Linked DNA regions of Homo sapiens: region 2 is linked to region 1. Evidence: read pairs that join two places in POLR2A ChIA-PET (ENCODE). Cell type or tissue: CD4-positive, alpha-beta T cell. All regions are shown on one strand.

Region 1 (2,500 bases):
ATACAATAGTAATTCATTTGCACTTGTATAATATTTACTCTTTGCTTCCCAGGGCTACTTTTTTTTTTTTTTTCAGTTTCGACAGGCCTAGAACCCCTAATAAAAGAGAGTTGAACAAACAGTTTGAGAACAGAGGAGTGAGTACAAACACAGAGTACTTGAATCACAAGATAGTCCAGCTGGAAGGAGCCTTGAAGATAACTGAATTCAACTCTGTCTTTTTACAAATGAAGCAACTGAGACCCAAAAAGGTCGGGTGACTCACCCCAGGACAAACAGCCGGAGAGGGGCCACATGTCCAATTCCTAATACTCATTCCACTACTCATTAACCTCAGGACACCACGGCTCCCTCAAACACCCACAGCCAGCTTTTGAAGGGCTAATCCCTTAGAATCGTGGGCTCTTAGAAGCTATGACACCTGTACCAATAGAAAAATCATCCATTCAGTAGGTAAGTGCCTGCTGAGTGCCAGGCATCAGCGTTGACATGAAATAGAACGGTGAACAGGAGGCTGGGCGCGGTGGCTCATGCCTGTAATCCCAGCACTTTGGGAGGCTGAGACAGATGGATCACTCGAGGTCAGGAGTTCGAGACCAGCCTGGCCAACATGGTCAAACCCTGTCTCTACTAACAATACAAAACTTAGCCAGGCATGGTGGCAGGCGCCTGTAGTCCCAGCTACTCAGGAGACTGAGGCAGAAAAATCACTTGAACCCTAGAGGTGGAGGTTGCAGTGAACCGAGATCGAGCCACTGCACTCCAGCCTGGGTGACAGAGTGAGATTCTGCTTCAAACCAAAACAAAACAAAACAAAAAAATTAACAAGAGCCCAGGCTCCTGCCTCACCAGATTTACCTTCAAGCTGGATGAGATAATGACAGACAAGTCAAGAATTAAATGAACTTGGCACTTTCTGAGAGTAATAAGTACTGAAATATTAAACCAGAATGGTAGATAGAGAGTGAGGAGGAGGGGGCTGCTTTGGATAGGATGTCAGAGAATCACTCTGCAATGTCCCTAACCCAGGAGAGGGAGAGTCGGGTAGGGGGAACACCTAGCTTTTGTTTGAACATTACTAACAACAGGAACTCCACTACCTCCAAAGGCCAGCTCAGTGTCTTAAAAAGGTCTTCCCCGGACTGAGCCAAAATCTGCCTCCCTGTGACTTCAAACTTCAGTAACTCATTCTCTGAGCATCACAAAAACCAGTCAGCTAATAAGTAGCATGTTCAAATGCAAAGCACATCCTAAATTAAGACAGTTGCTGCAATGCTTCAATTTGAAATAGCGTGTTTGGGAAAATACGACATACCAGGAGAATGACTTACATGTTCACATTCAGCCTGCAGTTCATAAAAGTGTTTAAAACCACCACTTCAAAGGATGTTCCGACAGCCAGCTTCTAGAGTCCCAAACCCGTCTGTGTGAGTCACCTGACATCAGTGACAGGACATACCAACTCCCTTCCGTCTGTAACTCTAGTTGGGGTTTTATAGCAACAACACTGCCAGTTCCGTTGCCCTGTCATTCGGCATGGCAAAGGAAATTTGGCTCTGTGCATTTTGCTTTCTAAGATATTCATGGAATCATGAAACAAACTACTCTTTGGCTCCCACCCTCTATCTCACAGAGAAGAAAATGGAAGCCTGGAAATAGAAAGTGACCATCAAGTTTCATCAGCAAGCAATGGCCAGGGTAGGACTTGTTCCCTTCAGCCTCCAAACTGGTGGCAGCTGCAACAATGCGTAAGCCCCAGGTTTGCTTGTATGTGGGGATGGACTTCTAAGCCTCCAGAGATAGTTAGTGCATACTTATGAAGAGAAAACCCAGCTCCCTAACTCCCTTTCATGTGAACCTGCACTCCAGCGATCTCCCCAGAAGGTCCCCAGCACCATACGCTGCTGAAGGGGTTTCCATTCAAGTGTGGGCACATTGTTTGGGTTGCAGGTGTCATCCGTTGTGTGGGAAGATGCAGCTCCTGCTCCAAACCAACCCAAAAGCTACAGGATGCACAGAGAGAAGCAGGGGTTAGGGACAACACCAAAGTTGGCACTATTTCAGCTTTTACCCAAGTCTAATAGTCTGACTGAACCAACTGCCTGGCTGCTCCTAATGCCTCAGAGCCCTCTAGGCTGGCCCAGTAAAATGGTTAGCAACAAAGGAAGAAAAACTGTTTAGGAGACAGGCCTTCCTGAGCCAATGAAGGAAGCCTCAGAGCCCTGCCCTCCTTCCCCCAGCTTGAGGCAGCTGGGGGAGGATCTGAGCGCTGGCTGTGCTGATCTGGCCGTGCCTCCTTCCTCCTCCCTTGCTGGCTTCTGCTGCTGGCTGGAGCTCTGAGAATCTACCATTTTTCCCCCTCTGAGCCCTGCAATCGCAGGAATAAATGACTTCCTTGAATGGAGAGGAACTGCTAGAATGCAGTTTAATCATAATGGACAGTATCTCTCAGAAAACAAGGCACCAAAAGAGGGAACACCGATGCCAGCAACCATGCTGG
Region 2 (2,500 bases), 480 kb before region 1:
AAATAATCTAGAGATTATTTAAAGTATCCAGGAGGATGTGTGTAGGTTACATGCAAATACAGTGCCATTTTATATAAAGGACTTGAGCATCCATGGATTTTGGTGTCTGCAGCGGGCCCTGGAATTATTCCCCTGCAGATACTGAGGGACAACTGTATTAATTATCCCATTTTGTAGATGAAGGAACTGGGGCTTAGAAGGCTACACAATTAGTGGCAGAGTCAGGATTTCCACCTAGGGAGACTGGCTCCAGAGGTACATTTTTATCCACTAAGCTCTTTTGTAAGGATACAATTGAGATTATCATGACTATGTATAAATAGGAACTAAAAGACAGCCAGATCACATGGGTATTGGGAAGGTTGAAACTTAGGTTATTCTCTTCATTTATCTCATCTCTGTCTTGCCTTTCCATGACACTGACACTTGACTTTATGATCTAATTGACCCATTTTATCTTTCACACCTAGTAATTGTGTTCATGGGTTGCCTTTTCATCCATTCAGCCATAACAGTAAAGAAGATGGCCAGTACACCTATCCTTTCAGCAGGGTCCATTGATGGGGGGCATTTTCTTATAAGGGGCTATATATGAAGGACAGATTCCTTTTGAAGGGAGGTAAATACCCAAACATAACATCTAATAGAAGGACTTTGTCCAGCTGAGCAGATATTATAAGTTTGTTAAGTAGGACTGTGTAGCTCTGTTGACCCCTTTAGTCATTTTCATTCTCAGCATCTTCTCCTTCTTCCATTTATTATTTATTTATTTATTTAGAGACAGGGTCTCACTCCATTGCCCTCACTGTAGCCTTGGCCTCCCAGGCTCCAGTGATCCTCCCACCTCAGCCTCCCAAGTAGCTGGTACTACAGGCATGCACCACCATGCCTGGCTAATTTTTTCAGTTTTGTTTTGTAGAGACAGGGTCTTGCTATCCTGCCCAGGCTGGTCTCAAACTCCTGGCTTCAAGCAATCCTCCTGCCTCTACCTCCCAACATGCTGGGATTACAGGTGTAAGCCACCACGCCCAGCGCTCTCCTTTCAAATAAAAATTTTGATAGAAGTTACCTATCACTAGTCCATGCCATCAAGCCAATATACTGTTTTAAAAATGAAATGTAAAAATATTTTCTTTTAGCCCCAGGTAACCTGGCTCCTCCTTGATCTAATTTTCTTTATACCAATAATCAGCCTTTGAATTTGTCTTCAGGAGGGGAGAGACGTCTCTTCTGTTTATCCAGAATCCACTCGCTACTCTAAACTATTATTATCTGGTGAGATATGAGGCCTAAATTTAACCATGTATAAGTTACCTCATATTCAGGGACATATAACAGAGGCACATTAGCTAGCGCAGGCTGTCCCCATGGTCAGCCATGATCTATCCACTGCTTGAGCAAGGGAAGCCAGAGAAGACAAGAGGGCAGCTGGATAACTAAAATATGTGCAGTGGAGAACTCTGTGTCTGTTAGTTACATCCTTTTCATGATTTACGGTATACAAGAGCAAAATTACTCTCTACCCTCAGGGGAGTGTCTGAGTTTTGTGGGTTAAAAGCAAATGTATATGTGTATATGTGCAGTGTATGTGTGTGTGTTGAAGGTGGAGGTTCCCGTCTTTAATAGAAGGCCTTTTTAGGTTATGATGTTGATTTTTTTTAACCATACTTCCATCTAATAGGCTCATCAAAGCAGCTAAGGTAATCACATTTCCTGGCACTGTCATCTCCAGCTATAGAGGATGAAAGAAATCCAGTGGACAGGTTTAAGGAGACAAATGTTTTTTTGTTTTAAAATATGATGTTTAGGTAAATGAAGCTAGAAAAGCCTCAAAATAAATTCCTTCTGAGTAGGACTCTAGGCCAGAGATAGAATAAGCAATTGAAATCTTTCAATGTAGACCCCAGAAAACAAACAACAGTCGATAAGTGGCTGCCAGAGACCAAGGGGTGGATCCAAGGCCAGCCAGGAAGAAGTTTCTTCCTCCTTCAGGGACAAAACTAGAACTGAGGGAAACAGCTCTTGCCCTTTGACTGGATACTACAAAACTAAGGTAAACCAGCAGAAAGTCCTGTCTTAGGGTCATTAGAATGTGAGGTTTTTTTTTTGTTTGTGTGTTTTTTTTTTTTTTTTTTTTTTGAGACATACTTTTACTCCATCGCCCAGGCTGGAGTGCAGTGGCATGATCTCCACTCACTGCAACCTCCACCTCCCACACTCAAGCAATTCCCATGCCTCAGCCTCCTGAGTAGCTGGGATTACAGGCATGCACCACCACGCCTGGCTAATTTTTTTGTATTTTTAGTGGAGATGGGGTTTTGCCATGTTAGCCAGGCTAGTCAAACTCCTGACCTCAAGTGATCCACCTGCCTTGGCCTCCCAAATTGGTGGGATTACAGGAGTGAACCACTGCGCTTGGCCAGAATGTAAGTTCTTGTGGGCAGGAATTTTTGTCACTTTTGTTCAGTGCTGGATCTCCACATCTTAGAAAAGTGCTTGA

The links. ChIA-PET counts read pairs that join two places held together with the same protein. Peaks named below come from ENCODE experiments on the same cell type or tissue, not always from the same donor. Only the 100,000 strongest peaks of a DNase experiment are listed, where the experiment ranks them.
Region 2: POLR2A ChIA-PET joins it to region 1 with 5 read pairs; 16 of 35 experiments call an interaction of 5 or more read pairs at or near these places.

The regions. Positions count from the first base shown.
Region 1 is chr14:68,778,751-68,781,250 of GRCh38, forward strand. LOC107984709 (a long non-coding RNA gene) reads right to left here and starts at 1,447. Exons shown (of 2, transcript XR_001750793.2): 1 at 1,332-1,447. RefSeq lists an enhancer at 2,028-2,500. In CD4-positive, alpha-beta T cell, no CTCF peak of the experiment used is centred here; DNase peaks (open chromatin) are centred at 1,421 and 2,251; H3K4me3 peaks cover 2,291 bases; H3K27ac peaks cover 2,462 bases.
Region 2 is chr14:68,299,476-68,301,975 of GRCh38, forward strand. The region is part of intron 8 of RAD51B (RAD51 paralog B); the gene reads left to right. Among named protein-coding and RNA genes, the nearest start is that of RAD51B-AS1, 380 kb to the right of the region's middle. In CD4-positive, alpha-beta T cell, no CTCF peak of the experiment used is centred here; no DNase peak of the experiment used is centred here.